2 separate regions of the Homo sapiens genome follow, and region 1 is linked to region 2. Evidence: read pairs that join two places in POLR2A ChIA-PET (ENCODE). Cell type or tissue: Panc1. All regions are shown on one strand. Links, peaks and the distances in the headings refer to the core of each region. The heading gives the core; the rest is flanking DNA. Region 1 overlaps DENND5B (DENN domain containing 5B). Region 2 overlaps DENND5B (DENN domain containing 5B).

Region 1 (8,343 bases), core at 177-8,176, 130 kb after region 2:
ATGCAGTAGCACAATCATTGTTCATGGTAACCTTGAACTCCTGGGCTCAATCAATCCTCCTGCCTCAGTCTCCCAAGTAGCTAGGATTATAGGAATGTGCCACCACACCTGGCTAATCTTCTTTAAAATTTTTTGTAGAGAGAGACAGGGTGTCACTATGTTGCCCAAGCTGGTCTCAAACTCCTGAGCTCAAGCAATCCTCCCACCTCAGCCTCACAAAGTGCTGTGATTACAGGTATGAGCCACTACACAAAGCCAGGATAACTTATTTTTGCTTCTTACCTAAATATTCAGAAATAGGGGAAAGTTGGTAATACCAGTTTATAAATAAAATGTTTAAATCTTTTATAACAATAAGAGCAACAGGCTGTATCATATAGTCAAGGTTTGTAGTAGGCTATGCTACCTAGTTTTATATAAGCACACTCTATGATGTTTGCACAATAACAAAACCTCTTAATAGTGATTTTCTCAGAATGTATCCTCATCGTTAGGCATATGAGAATAAACGAATAATTATGAACATGGGCTAGTTGAAAGAACACAGGAATACTACTGACTTTGTGTAAAGATTTTTACCTTGTTTGTACAAATTCTACAATAATGGTTTTGTAGGACTATGAAGGTTATTTAATAAAAATTTAAGGCTGGGCATAGTGGCTCACGCCTGTAATCACAACACTGTGGGAGGCCAAGGTGGGTGGATCACTTGACATTAGGAGTTTGAGACCAGCCTGGCCAACATGGTAAAAACCCATCTCTACTAAAAATACAAAAAATTTGCCAGGTGTGGTGGCGCGTGCCTGTAATCCCAGCTACTCGGGAGGCTAGGGCAGGAGAATCACTTGAATCTGATTCAGGGAGGCAGAGGTTGCAGTGAGCTGAGACTGCACCACTGCACTCCATCTGGGTGACAAAGTGAGACTCCGTCTCAAAAAAAAAAAAAAATTAAGATTTGTGACACTGGGTGCAGTGGCTCACGCCTGTAATCCCAACACTTTGGGAGGCTGAAGCAGGAGAATCACTTTGGACCAGCCTGGGCAACATATCAAGACCTTTTTCTCTACAAAAAAAAAAATTTTTTTTTAATTAGGCATGGTGGTGCACACCTGCAGTCCTAGCTACTCAAGGGACTGAAGTGAAAGGATTACTTGAGCACAGAAGTTCAAGGCTGCAGTCAGCTCTGATAGTGCCACTGTACTGCAGCCTGGGCAACAGAGTGAGACCCTGTCTCTAAAAAGAAAACAGAACGTAAGACTTGCGATTATAAGCCGAGTGTGGTGGTGCATGTCTGCAGTCCGAGCTATTTGGGATGCTGAGGTGGAAGGATCACATGAGCCCATAAGTTCAAGGCTGCAGGGAGCTATGATTGTGCCACTGCACTTCAGCTTGGGTGACAGAGTGAGACCCCATCTCTAAATACATACACATACATTTTTTAAAATTGCGATTATAATTATACTGAAATTATGTTTAAATTATCATTATTATTATTATTGTAACAGTATTGGATTCTTTCACAGTATGATATAGAAATAGATGAGAAATAACCAGGGAAACTACATTATTAATTTTGTACTTCTGTAAGACCATTCCACATACTTATAGTTTTGCAGATATACTTACATGGTGGGTAAATTTTATTGCCATAAATGTTTATTAAGTTGTACTTCTGTGAGAGACTACAGTATGTCAATTCCTTTCAGGATGAGTTCTAAACAACTTCCCATTTTGTATGAAGGAATGAACAAAAAAAGGAATGAACTTGAACTCTGTTCAATTATATACAATTAATCAGTAGAAAAACTGTTACATAGATATGCTTTTTACACTAAGATTAAACTCATCTATTCACTAGTAACACAATATTACTGGTATAAATAGACTACTCAAAATTCTGTACTGCCAACCAACAAATATATTGAGCCTTGCTACAAGCTTAGCCAAGCATATTAGGAATATAGAAAATTTATCAGTAATGGTTCTTCCCTCAGCATTTATAGAAGAAATTCTTGAAAAGGCAAAAATTCAACTGTTAGAGACAATTATAGCACAATGGAGAGGCTTTAGAGCATATCTTAAAATAATTTAAATATATGCATTAAAAGCTACTCTTTCCGAAAAAAGTGATTACACTTATCTTGCACGTAGATGTATGGGTATGAAAACTAGGTTGCCCCTTGTTTATTGGGCTGAACTTGCTCCTTTTGATAATTACTAAAGTATGTCATTTATTTATATTCATTTTCTCTAATGATGTACAGCATATTCTCTGTGTTAGTATATCTCGCACCTAAACAAATTAAGCATGGGTGGGCACGGTGGCTCGCGTCTGTTAGCTCTTTGGGAGGCTAAGGTGGGCAGATCACTTGAGCCCACGAGTTTGAGACCAGCCTGGGCAACATGGCAAAACCTTGTCTCCACAAAAAATATAAAAATTAGACAGCTGTGGTGGTGCACACCTATAGTCCCAGACAGCTACTTGGGAGGTTGAACTGGATCACCTGAGTCTAGGGATGGTGAGGTTGCAGTGAGCTGTGATCACGCCACTCCTCTCTAGCCTGGACAATAAGAGTGAGACCCTGTCTCAAAAAAAAAAAAAAAAAAAAGTTAACCCCAAGCCATGAAGAAACCTTGGCCCATTATCTATTTTTTCCATTTCTTCATCACATTTGAGCTTTCATCATTGATGATAGCAGTCATTTTTCTGTTCTTTGGTTGCAAAACAATATACGATTTATGTGCTCCTTCAAGACTGATATAATATCTGACTGCCATTAACACCTACCTTTTCAAGAGCTGACCATCTGATCTATATATTATTTAAGTTCTTTCCTTTGTTTCTTGGGCTGCTCAACTTTAATGCAATTTATTTTCCTGTCTGTAATTTTAAAAAATTTCAGGCTGGGCCCTGTGGCTCACACCTTCTAATCCCAGCACTTTGGGAGACTGAAGTGGGAGGGCTGCTTGAGTCCAGGATGTTGAGGCTGCAGTGAGCCCTGATCGTGCCACTGCACTCCAGCCTGGGCAACAGAGTGAGACCCTATCTCAAAAAAATTAAAAAGAAGAAATTAGAGCATATAGAGAAGTAAAACAGAAATAATTAACACTGTGTGTAGATACCTTCCCTCCTGAATTCAACAAATGTTAACACTTTGCTATATTCATTTCACAACTTTTTAAAACAGAAATATGAATCTTAAATTCGGCTGGGGAAAAAAAAACAGAAATAAAAACTTTAGATAAATGAAAATTCCCTCAGCTGGAGCTCAGAACATCAGCCTCCATTCTGCACATCCATATCTTTCAGGACTGTTTCCTACATGTATAAACTACCCCACTACAACCCACGGTGATTCCTTTTTTCTCTAAGCCCTACCCACTTGATTATCTAATATAGGCAAATGTTTGTTTTGTTTTGTTTTTCTGTGAGAATGTCCTCTATCCTGCGCTTAAAGCGGACTATGAGTAGTTAGCACCCTGTATCACACCCAGCTCTATGCCCTAATTCTGTATTGGCTGTTTGCTGCCTTTGTCTTGAGACTTAAGGTGAAAACCATCTTAGCTGAGGTGAAGGGCAGTGAAAAGTATAGCACAGTACTGAATGAGAAGTGCATAGAAATATGAACTGATAAAAGAAACAATCTCTCCATAACTACACAAGCTTCAGTTAAATTAACAGCTGTAGCCTTAGTTTTACTAACGATTGTATTTGGACGTTAGTCTGTAAAAGAATTCACCTCCCATAGGAACAATGTTATAAGATGATTAAGTCTCCTCATTTCCCAGCCCTAAACTAGTAGGGGTGCTTTTAATGATCCAAGACTGGGATCTGGGAAGGTCAGGGAGGAGAAAGTGACAGAGATCAAGTTCAGAAGTCCTTGAATCCAGAGTTGATGAAGGGCTGGGAAGTGAAGCACAGGGGTTCTGGGAGTCTAAGAAGTCAAATGACACTTTGGGGATCATCAAACACTATGAAGTTTATCCTTTACTGTGCCTTTCTGCCTCACACTAACCCTTCCTATAACTTGTTACCTGCAGCTATGTACTCTTGCCTTTGCAGGTGGATGAGAAAGTGGGGGCTCCTTCCCTCAACTCAGCCTTGCATTGCTGGAATAAAAAGCCTGAGTTCCCAAAGGTAGATCTGCGGGCAGTCTCTGCAATGGGAGCAGTGCAAAGTGGAGAGGCAGGGAAAGAGCTTTATAAACTGAAGCTCTGGAAGTCAGAAACCTCTCACATTCAGCTTCTCTGATTACACAGCTCATCTTTCCTCCTCAACCAGACTGGATGTCCCACTATCAGAGACTATGAACACATAAAACTTGATTCAAATATTTTAGGAAATAACACTACACAAACAAATAATTCAAAAAATGTTAGACTTGAATTATCTTTAAGAGCCTGAGCAGTCCCTCTCCCTCTCTCATTGTTTACATTAGGAGAACACAGATGCTCAGCTAACATGGTTTGCCTAAGGTGAGAATTAAAGACAGAGCTGAGGCTTGAATTAAGAGTCTCCAGAAACCCAGTCTCAAAGACAGTGTCTTCCTCTATTAAATGTCCACCTCTGTACCCTTGTGCCAGGACCAGGGCTAAGCATGTAAGCATGAGGCACATACTCAATAAAAATGGGCCAACAGACTTTTCTACATGTAATCTGTGAGCTTTGAGGCACTATTCAAATATACCTTTTTTTTTTTTTACTAAGATAGTTAGCAAGCAAATATCTTCAAGCAGCTTTTAATCAAGCTTTTAGTACTGTATATTACCTTCCCTTCTCAAACTAACTTAAAATCACCTTAATTCCACACTCACTGCATCATACTCAAAAGCATAGCTAATTTTCTGGGTTTTTTAAATCTTTTTTTTTTGCCTCATGCTGTGCTAATTTAACCTCATCTTGGTAAACAAGAAAATGGTCCTAGTTTGACAGACTCTAGCTGCAGCAACTGCAGCTGGCCTATATGCAAACCAATTTTGTTCATTCTTTATCCTGGCAGGGAGCCCTGCCCTAGAATTGTTTTAGGGCTAATCAGCATTAAACCTGCGTCAGAAATGTTGCTGAAAGCAGCCCTAGAGCAAGACCACAGCAACAAAGCTCTTCAGGAAAGGGATGACAAATGCAGCAGCTATGTAAAAATCTATGGGAAGACTTTTGTTCATGAGAGTAAAAGTGGGGCCTAGCTTCTTTTCTGTGCTTTGGCACTTATCCTGTGGAAATGACTTCGAAAGGAGATACGGAAGACAAACGATGCACCAAATTTGCTCTATTTCTTTCTTTCTGGGTGCTTGGTGATTAGCCAAAAAATGTTACTAACTTCAGATGGTAGCAAATGGTAAAGAAATTAGATTTGCATCCTTTGCTACTCTCTGAACTTGAAAACACTGCATGACTTGTCTTTTTGAAAACACTGCATGACTTGTGAGTTAGCATGATTTTCTATAGGATGAACCTGAGGTACAAGAAACAGATGTGCATAATGACACCTTGAGTAGATATAAACAACTCTGTCTAAAAACTTTGTTAATGGATAAATTCCTTAACAACAAATGATTAAATATTGGAGTGGTTTTCTTTCTACTCATCTGCTGGATTCAGTCTGTACCTTTCAGTGTATCACATTCATTTTACATTAGAATTTGAATGTATTAGCAATCTAATACATTGTTAGTAACTTTCACAAGTACTCACAAAAGAAGGCCATTAGGCTTCCCTAAATGCCACCAGATCTGTGGGGCTCACACAGAAGTCAAAAAAGGACAGTCCATTTTTGTCTGATCACTGTAGTTCTTGAACATATGGTTGCTTTCTGTGTCTGCTCACTTAATTCTCATTAAATGACTAGTAAATCAGTAACTGCAACAGATAAGCATGCTTCAGAATTTTTTTATAACAGCTTTATTGAGCTATATTGCACATACCCTTACACTCACCCTTTTAAAGTATACAATTCAGTGATTTTAGTATATTTATAGAGTTGTGTGAGCATCACTACTATCTAATTTTAGAACATTTTCATCACCCCAAAAAGAAACCCTGCACCTCACCTTAGCAGAGAGACTTTTTGATATGGTAGCCATCCCTGTTTGCTAGGTGTGTTTGCTACCTGTTCAGGCATTTCTTGGCCTGTGTCAACTGGAACATGGCAAAAAAATTTTATAGTGTTTAGGCAATAAATGAAAACCCTCATAAAATGTGTTTCAAATAAGCTTTTTCTCTAGTCCAATCCTATCCATGTACCAGCTTGGAGACTTTCATTCTAAGAAATAATTTATTTGCAGAAGAGTTAATAAACACTATCCAACTTACAGATATCAAAATGAATTGTGATAACATCTACAAAAATCAGTTTCCTGCAGATATTCTGCGTTGAAGTTCTTACTAATCAACTATAGGGTGCTATAGAACTTTTTAACCTTGTTTCCAAAATATGGGAAGACAATTTTGCATTATTGCAGTTTCCAGGCACTTATAATGAATTAAAATGAAACAGCTGTTAATCATATGCAGCAAATCTCTAGCTAGTATAGAAGTTAGGCACACCTAGCATAGAAACTAGGCAGATAATGGAACTGAAATAAACTTAGTAAGCAAAGAAAGTTAATAGAAAGATAATGTGAACCATATATATAATTTAAATTTTTCTAGTAGCTACTTTTTTTTCTTTTTGAGAAAGAGTCTCACTCTGTCATCCAGGCTGGAGTACAGTGGTGTGATCTCAGCTCACTGCAACCTCCACCTCCTGGGTTCAAGCGATTCTCCTGCCTCAGCCTCCCGACTAGCTGGGACTACAGGTGTGTGCCACCATGCCCGGCTAATTTTTGGTATTTTTAATAGAGACAGGGTTTCACTGTGTTAGCCAGGATGGTCTCGATCTCCTGACCTCATGATCCACACACCTCGGCCTCCCAAAGTGCTGGGATTACAGGGGTAGCTACATTTTAAAAATAGTTAACAACAACAACAACAACAACAACAAAAACAGGAAAAATTCATCATGACAATAAATTTTACTTCTTGTATCCAAAATATTGCTCCAACATGTAATAAACATACAAAAATGTTAGTGAGATATTAAATCTTTGAAATCCAGTGAGTATTTTACATCTACAGCTCATTTCATTTTGAACTAGTCAAGTTTCAAATACTCAAGTCACATGTGGCTAAGTGGCTCCCATATCAAGCAGCACAGCCTTAGATCATTAAAGTTGGTCTTTTTTTTTTTTTTAATTTCATCATAAGGGATTGCCTGGCTATAAGGATGCCAAGGGAAATAATGCTAACTGAATAAAATAGGCGTCAAAAACAATAGAAAAGGTTATATCAATGTTATATATAGTAAGTTCAGAGATAAGGCATTAGAATTCCACTGTACATTCTGTGGGGTGTGCAGATATCAGACATTCACTTTAGTACAAAAAAACTTTTTTTTTTTTTTAATATTTAGAGACAGCGTCTCACTATGCTGCTCTGGCTGCACTCGAACTCCCGGGTTCAAGTGATCCACCTGCCTCAGCCTCCAGAGCAGCTTGGGAATACAGGCACACACCACTGCACCTGGCTATTCTACCAATACTTATTTTTGTAGACTGAACTGTACAGGGTTAAGTAAAATTATAATGAGAAAATTGCTGATTGTATTTCAATTAAATTTAAGAAACAGTTTCATTTTTGTTAGTCTGTCCTATACAAGATGCCTACATAAAACAGAAATGTGTGTGGGTTTTTTTAGTGGCTTTTCTACTCCTGTATATCTAGCGTCAACAAAGACCACCACCATCCATCCAAACCATTAAACCAAGGAATGATTCTTGCTTCCTCTTGCTTCCCCTAGCCATTTAAGTAACTGCCTGTAATGCTAAGTTCCGTTCCATCCCCATGCCTTAGTTTAGGTACACTTCATCTCTTGTCCAGACTACTTCAGTAGCCTCCTACCTGGCCTCCCTATCAACCAGACTCCATACTATTGCCAAAATCATCTTCTTAATATGCTAATCTGATCATTATAATCCCCTGCATAAAATCTTTCAGTGGCTCTTTATGACTGGATAAAAATTCCTTAGCTTGTAATACAAATTTATATTTGGCCCTTGGCTACCCTCTTCAATTCTATTTACTACCCTTCCTCTTCTCTCTCATGTTAGCTATAGTAAATTTGCTGTCATATCCTCACCCCTTTCTGCTTTTACAAATGTTTTCCCTCAGTTTAAGACATCCCCCACTCAATCCTTGCCCACTTAGCAAACATCTGCTCATGGTGCAGAGTTACATTCTCAGTGAAAATTTCCCCATCTCCCACTAGGGAGAGTTAGATAAACACCTCTAAACGCTGATTTACAGCA
Region 2 (8,343 bases), core at 240-8,239:
TCTGGATATCTCCCACGATAAACTTCCCATGTCCCTGGAAGAGCTGTACCATTGTAGACACACTTTAGCTTCAGGCAAACAAATTTCTGGTGTACCCAGAACCATTTTCTTAAACCATTTCCATGGGTTTTTATTTTTATCTATTTATTTTTTGAGATGGAGTCTTGCTCTGTTGCCCAGGCTGGAGGGCAGTGGCGCGATCTCAGCTTACTGCAAGCTCCGCCTCGCGGGTTCACGCCATTCTCCTGCCTCAGCCTCCTGTACAGGCACCCGCCACCACGCCCGGCTAATTTTTTGTATTTTTAGTAGAGACGGGGTTTCACGGTGTTAGCCAGGAGGGTCTCAATCTCCTGACCTTGTGATCCGCCTGCCTCGGCCTCCCAAAGTGCTGGGATCATAGGCGTGAGCCACCGCACCCGGCTCCATGGGTTTTTAAATACAGCTGTCAACTCTCCTTTTCCTCAAGTATGAAGTCACATGTTAAAAGAGGCTGTCCTTGGCTGTGTTTGATAAAGGGAGTTAGGCACTTGTTTCATCTGTTTCTTCCTCCAGGAAATAAGGTTAACAACACAGGTGGTGAAAGCCCAGCAACCTCCGATTGCACAAGGATACTGATGCCATGGCTTTGCTTTTCAGCCACAACTGGGAATAAAACTGGGAGCTCTGCTGAGGCAATTTTGCTGCTAAAAATGTACAAATGCCTAATTAGAGTTACAGGACCTACCAGAAGATGAGGACTTACAGTAACTAGCCAATACTACATTTACTTAACTTCTTTATAAACTATCAAACTGGAAAGTTACTCACAACTTTTGGTCTTTCAAAATTGTTGCCACCTCTTGCTTTGCTTCCATTTTGTCAGCCTGTGCTGCCAGTGGCTTTTAGCTTCTCTGGGTCAGTTGTTTTACATTATTACTCCCCTTCCTACAAAGGAACGTAAAGCTTGCCCTGAAACACCCAGAAAGGGTTCATTCTCTCTCTCCTTCTGTTATTTGCATTATCATGGTCAACAAATGCTTTCACAAAAACATTCCAAGCCACACACAGCCCTCCTCCTCCTTAGACATTCCTTCCATTTCCCGAGGGGGGATGGGCCCTGGAGAGGTGGGTGATTAGACCCTAACAAAGACAGGGCTCATGGTTATCCTTAAGAGGTAGACCACTGCACAGTTTAGATGGCCAAATTAAAAGTACAGAATCAAATTGCTGTTTGCAGTTCTTATCACTATGAATCTAACACTGAAATTCACATCTTCCCAAAGTACCTCAAATAACAAGAATAAAAATGCCAAGAATGAAGTTAGTCTAGGCTAATCTTTCCGAAGTGTAAAGAAGTTATAATCCCACAATTGAACACATTTCTCAGAGCTTTGTATGTTCTCTTTCCAGTTCAGCCAAGCTCCTGGGGTCTAGTGTTTAAAATACTCCAATTATATCATCTTGTGCGGACTGAAATTTTTTTCCAAAAGACTGGAAAAGTGACTAGCGATTCAAATATATAAAACAGTTTGTAACTTAAAAGATAGAAGTGAAGACTACCAGTACAGTAGGTAAAGCTGTGTGCATCCACAATACAAAGGATCAGACTCCAAGATGGATGGCTACTACATAACAATGCATTCTGGGTTTCTTTGTGATACCTGGAGAAAAAAAAAAGCCCGACTGGGTTGCACTATATTTACATGTTTACTGGCTTCTTCCTGGCTAGCACCACTCTTCCCCCCAACCCCCAACATTTTTAAGCTACTTATTTTAAGTCACAGGAATATTCAATCTAAGAAAAGCATCTTATTAGAGTAATATAATTTCTTAAAGAAGATAGCATATTTACACACATCTAACACATGAAAATACTCTATTTTATACTAAATTCCAGGTTCAAATGAACTACAATACAACATTTTGCCTTGTCTGTAGAGTGAGGATTGTTCCAAATGGGGCATATGTTTGGCTGCCCCTGCAGTGACTCACTACTGTCAGACAAGTCCAAATCGGTCCCCTAGTTGGGGAAGGAGCAAGGTTTGGACTGAGAGTTTCTAGCCAGTTGGGTTACACATCCACTCCTTTGATGAGTGATCCTTCTAGGACTATGGTGAAGTCCTGAATGGTCTGCAGAATTCGGATAAGGGAGTTGACAGTCATGCGGTCTCGCAGGAGAGCGCTCTCTTCATACATTCGAGTGATGGCAGGACACTCAGCTAACAATGGAATCCACTGTGGGAGCAGGCGATCCCTACAGACCCAAACAGAAACAATTCCTGAGCATTGCTGGCCTCGCTGCAGAACAAGGCACACAGTGGAGTCTGTATGAATGGGAAGGTGTGGGACTTGATGGTACAAAATGTATCCAAGCTAAGAGGTCAGGAGAGAGGAAATCAAAGCCAAGAAGTTGAATATTTTCTGGTAAAAAGACAGTGATGAGACAGTGTAAAGAAAGCTAAAGGGAAAACCCATTATTTTAAACCCAATTTAATGTACTTTAAGAGTTTAAAGTACATTAGAAAGTCTATGCACATTAAAGACATTCTCTATTCTGATTTTACCACCTTTAGAAAGAGGCAGAATGTCATTTTCTATGTCTTTTTTTTTAATAGGAGTGTTACTCTGTGGCAAGGCATGCCACAGTATACTGACCTTTTGGAAGAAAGACTACACTAAACTGTAGGGACTTGCTTTTTTTTTTTTTTTTTTTTTTAACTTATATAACATAACAGGGTGAGGAACAAAATCAAAGCAGAAAAACATTAAGTAGATTTTATAAACCAGATGAGAGTTTGCAATGGTCTAATAAATCAGAAGAGTATAGAGATAAAAGGAGATAAAGATCATGCTCAAAAGAAACTTTAAAAGCACAGCTAAAACTGGGCTCCTTTTATGAAGAAGAAATACAGAACTTAGTTCTGTAAACCAGCTGTTTCAGGAAGATAAAACCTCACATCTTCAATGTTTCCTGATCAAACCTGACATTAGTAACCCATTGCTAAGTTCCTAAGACATCCTTATTGAGCATCCCCAATCAGGCCATCTTCAGTCTCAAGTTGGGGCTCTTAAGGTTCAGGAAAAAACAAATACTACATGGGTAACTTAAAAAAAGAAATCTAAAGGTCTGTATGTTTCATTTCTTACAATTCTGAGATCTGTTTTAAAAGTAATGGATTGTATCGCTCCTATGTGCCACTTTCAAAAAATAAAGGGGTAGGAAATAGTCTTAAAGAGAAGATGATATTTATATAGCAAGAATCCCATAATGTTATTAAATGTAAATATAGTGGTATATATACACTATATAAGGTTTACTTAGTAAATATGTACAGTGTATGTGTCTAGTTATCTAACAACTTCCTTATTACCTATCTATCTGTCGAGCCAGTATACAGTCATGGTGGAGAGCTTGGGCTCTGAAGTGGGACAGGGTGTGAACCTGGCTCTGTCTCATTTTTCTGTGTGATCTTGGGAAAGTCTGCTAACTTACGTGTGCCTCATCTATTTTCTACTTTCTCATCTTTAAAATGAAAAAATCGGTTGCTACCTCATGTAGTGGTGGTGGTGAATTAAAGAAACCCAAGGGAGGAGGCAGAGGTTGCAGTGAGCCAAGATTATGCCACGGTACTCCAGCCTAGGCGATGGAGTGAGACTCTGTTTCAAAAGAAAAAGTAAAAGGAAAGAAACCCAAAGGAGAGCTCTGGAAGGGGTATGATCTGGTATAACCTTTTCTGGACTCTAGTTCAACATGTGACAAAGATAGGGAAAATAAAAAACTGGTTTTGTACCTTGTTCCAAGGCAAACTAAAATCTGGAATTTGCCATCCTTCCCAATGTTCCTGGGTGCAGTATTAATAGCATTTACGTAGTGGCAGAAGGTTTTGCAGGATGATTTCTGAATAAGGACATCATCTTCATTATCTAGAATCTGGTCAGTTGTTTCAAAATAAGCAACCACTTTCTCTGAGGAAAAAAGTCAGAATTATGTCACAATATGTGTCAACACTTCATATATAGAAAGATTCATCACTTAATTTATTATGGAAACACTAACGATGCTTTGCATACAGTCAGTCCTGAAGCCAATATCATTACTTTATCATTGATTTTAGGGGTCGATGTTTCATGGTAGAACAATAAATATGCTCCCAGGAATTTATTTTCTAATTTAGACTGCATTCCAGAAGACTGGAAAGTTTACTCCCTTTAAAATACCTTCAGGAAACAGAAACTGGCAAAAAAGAAAACAAAAATAGCATCTTCTGTTAAGACTGGAACCTTCTAGGAGTAACCAGCAATGACACGGTAGCCATTGAAATAATACCCCATGTTCTAGTTACAGAATGACTTGCTAACACTTTGCAACAAGATCCTTGAAATGTACCTGAATAAGTACCTGACAAAGAGAGATATATGTATATACACATGAGAAGCAGAAGCAATAAGATTCTAGGCATTCCAGAAGAAAAAAAAAAAATCACTCCTGGGGGCCTATCTCTGACAACTTTCCTTTTTTTGTCTATTCTAAGTTAGATGAAATAAACTACTTCATCTAGGCCTTATTTAGAAAACACAAAATGATTAATTGCCCATTTAAAGAAACTAGGAATTCTAGAAGAGCTGCATACCAAAAGAAAGATCACAAAGCTTAGCAAGCTAGAACAGAAACACTCCAAAAGAGCTTCCTGTGATGATGAAAATGTTCTCTATCTACAAGGTCCAATTTGGTAGCCACAAGTGGCTCCTGAGCACTTGAAATGTGGCCAGTGTTATTAAGAAAATGAAATTTACATTTACATTTGATTTAAATTAAATAGATTTGGCCAGGCATGGTGGCTCACGCCTGTAATCCCAGCACTTTGGGAGGCCAAGGCGGGCAGATCACCTGAGTTCGGGAGTTCGAGACCAGCCTAGCCAGCATGGTGAAACCCCATCTCTACTAAAAATACAAAAATTAGCTGGGCGTGGTGGCAGGCACCTGTAATCCCAGCTACTCAGGCTGAGGCAGGAGAATTGCTTGAACCCAGGAGGCAGAGGCTGCGGTGACCCAAGATCACACCATTGTACTCCAGCCTGGGCAACAGAGCGAGACTCCATCTAAAACAAACAAAAAAAATTAAATAGATTTAAATTTTAAATGGCTATATGTGGCTAATGGTTACTATACTGGACAACACAGAGCTAGAGGAATCCTTTTACAAAAATTGGCCAGGCACAGTGGCTCACACCTGTAATCCCAGCACCTTGGGAGGCCAAGGCAAGTGGATCACTTGAGGACGGAATTTGGGACCAGCGTGGCCAACATGGCAAAACCCCATCTCTACTAAAAATACAAAAATTAGGGGTGTGGTGGCAGGTGTAATCCCAGCTAATCAGTGGCTGGGGCAGGAGAACCGCTTGAACCCAGGAGGCAGAGGTTGCAGTGAGCTGAGATGGGGCCACTGCACTCCAGCCTGGGCAGTAGAGTGAGTCTCTGTCTCAAACAAACAAACAAAAACGTTCTATCATGTCACTACTTAGCTCAAAACCTTCCAACAGCTTCCAGTTTCATTCAGGATAAAGGCTGAAATCATTCCAATGACCTAGAAGGCCCTACACAACCTGGCACTGGCACTAAACACCCCCTCCCCCAATCTCCTACTTTCTCTCTCTTGCTGTGCTCCAGTCACACTGGGCTTGGAGTTCCATGGAAACACTTCCGCCTTGGGGCTTAGCACTGGCAGTGCTGTCAACCTGGAGTCCCTCCTCCCAGATATCTACATGGCTCACTTCCTCACCTACATGAAGTCTGTGCTCCAATGTACCTTGACATTCAGCAGAATCTAAAACCACCCCATTTGAAAGACCACTCCCCACTTTATTTCCTTTTATACTGCTCTATTTCTTTCCAGATCAATGGTCACATTTCTGACATACCATATGAATTACATATTTGTTATGTTTTTGTGTATTGTTTGTTTCCCACACCGACCTGAGTATAAGTTTGTCAACCATAGGATTTCTGTTTTGTTTACTAATGTATATCTTGAGCAACTCAAATACTATTTGGAATATTGTGCATATTACAATTTGTTGAGTAAATGAAAAACAAAGACAATACTTGATATTTATTTATCATTATTATATACACTTTTTGAGACACGGTCTCACTCTGTCGCCCAGGCTGGAGTGCAGTAGCTTGATCATGGCTGACTGCAGCCTTCACCTCCTAGGCTCCTGGGCTCAAGCGATTCTCTTGCCTCAGCCTCCCAGGTAGCTGGGACCACAGGTATGTGCTACCACACCCAGCTAATTTAATATTTATTTTAAAATATATATATCCTTGCCGGGCACGATGGCTCACTCCTGTAATCCCAGCACTTTGGGAGGCTGAGGCGGGTGGATCACAAGGTCAGGAGTTCAAGACCAGCCTGGCCAATATGGTGAAACCCCTTCTCTATTAAAAATACAAAAATTAGTTGGGCATGGTGGTGCACACCTGTAGTCCCAGCTGCTTGGGAGGCTGAGGCAGGAGAATCATTTGAACCTGGGAGGCGGAGGTTACAGTGAGCCAAGACCGCACCACTGCACTCCAGCTTGGGCAACAGAGTAAGATTCCGTCTCAAAAAAAAAAAAAGAAAAAAAATATATATATCCTTATCACTAACCCTTATTCACTCAGATTCCTGGGTCTTTGAGTTCCTAAGAAAGGCTTCAGTGACCTTAATGTAATACACATCTACTTTATTTACCTATGAAGTCCCAGATGAAGACATTCTTGTGAAAGATGCGGGCAGATTTGAACCCATGGTGGAAAACTTGCTCAAGGGCTGCAACCAGGCCATTTTCTCCACACAGCAACACGGTGAGGCTTCCTCTCTGTGGGGCATAACACACAGTGCCAAAGAAAAATCTCCTGCATCTATGTCTAAAAAAAACACTAGAGAAGCAAGTGCTGAAGGTAGCTATATGAAGCATGTTTTTACAGCTACCAGAAAGCTTACAAATGAAAATTCAAGCACCCCATATTGCCTCGTGTATCACATATAAAAGCATCTTTAAAAGTCCCACTATACTAAGTTTTATAGCCCATAAATACCTCTTTTTCAGGTTTATGAAAATGTTTCACAATATTGTTCACAGCTTCTCCAATTCCTTCTTGTATCTGCCCAGCATTGGGTTCTGTAAAATAATAAACAGTGGCTGCATTCTCATGGGAGAGAAATAAACCAAAGTACTATGGGACATCAACTGTGTCCACCTAGGCAGGAAATACGTCATCAGAGCAGGCTGGCTTTGCCAGGGGCTCCATAGAACTTGCCTCTGGCCTGTTTGGCCAAGTGGGAAGCATCCTGGCAAAATGGAAAATAATCCAAGCGATCCCTAGATTCAAATCCCAGCATTACCATCTGCAATCTATAACCCTAGCCTAGTGTCTAACTTCCTCTGAGCTTTCAGTTTCCTCAACTGAAAATAGGAAAAATACACGCCTCACTGGGAAAACTGGTAAGTTATAGGAGTAAATAACTAGCATGGCGCCTGTCACAAAATGCTAGCAAGCCCCCAAATATGAGAAGCAAGGTTGAGAAGTCCCAACATCACTCCTCAAATGTTCCCTTATGCTACCCACCTACGAGCCTGTTAGTGAAATGTTCCCTTATGCTATCTACCTACGAGCCTGTTAGTGGAATGTTCCCTTATGCTACCTACCTACAAGCCTGTCAGTGGGCATAGATTAAGGCTTCAGGCGCTCTGGATAGTTAACCTGGAGTTTGAAGATTTGCTGTTGTGTTTAAAATAAGGGGAAGATGCCAGGTACCCTGTGGCATCTGGGCCTGAAGCCCAGAACTCCCTCCCTTCCTGGCTAGTCAATCTGTCTCAGCACTGCTTCCTTCTGCCAGCCAGTACTTGCTCTTCTAGGCCACTTTCCTGAGGGACAGGTTGGTGGGCTGCTTGAATGCGACCTAAATCACTTTTGTCCACCAAACCCAAGGAATGGTTTGTTTTTTTAAAAAGGTGGTAAACATTTCAGAAGTAGGTAACAACAGAAAAGGTATATAGTTCAGATTTTCTTGTAGTTCTAATTTACTTAACACACTATAAAGGAAAACCCATACATCCTCATGTTTAAGAATCTCTGAATTCATACTGCTCAAGGATTTCTTGCATGAACATTTCTTTTTTCTTTTTTGAGATGGAGTCTCGCTCTGTCTCCTAGGCTGGAGTGCAGTGGTGCAATGTCGGCTCACTGCACCCTCCGCCTCCCAGGTTCAAGCAATTCTCCTGCCTCAGCCTCCCGTGTAGCTGGGACTACAGGTGCCGGCCACCATGCATGGCTAATTTTTTTGTATTTTTAGTAGAAATAGGGTTTTACCATATTGG

What was found. Peaks named below come from ENCODE experiments on the same cell type or tissue, not always from the same donor. Only the 100,000 strongest peaks of a DNase experiment are listed, where the experiment ranks them.
Region 1: POLR2A ChIA-PET joins it to region 2 with 23 read pairs; 3 of 35 experiments call an interaction of 5 or more read pairs at or near these places.

The regions. Positions count from the first base shown.
Region 1 is chr12:31,513,889-31,522,231 of GRCh38, forward strand. The region is part of intron 1 of DENND5B (DENN domain containing 5B); the gene reads right to left. Among named protein-coding and RNA genes, the nearest start is that of DENND5B-AS1, 72 kb to the right of the region's middle. RefSeq lists enhancers at 4,592-5,129, 5,130-5,666 and a silencer at 4,867-5,161. In Panc1, for the core only: no CTCF peak of the experiment used is centred there; a DNase peak (open chromatin) is centred at 5,043; H3K4me3 peaks cover 239 bases; H3K27ac peaks cover 1,781 bases.
Region 2 is chr12:31,385,554-31,393,896 of GRCh38, forward strand. DENND5B (DENN domain containing 5B) reads right to left here. Exons shown (of 21, transcript NM_144973.4): 18 at 7,061-7,143; 19 at 6,714-6,840; 20 at 3,771-3,945; 21 at 1-2,233. The coding sequence ends at 2,050. Among named protein-coding and RNA genes, the nearest start is that of LINC02387, 20 kb to the left of the region's middle. In Panc1, for the core only: no CTCF peak of the experiment used is centred there; no DNase peak of the experiment used is centred there.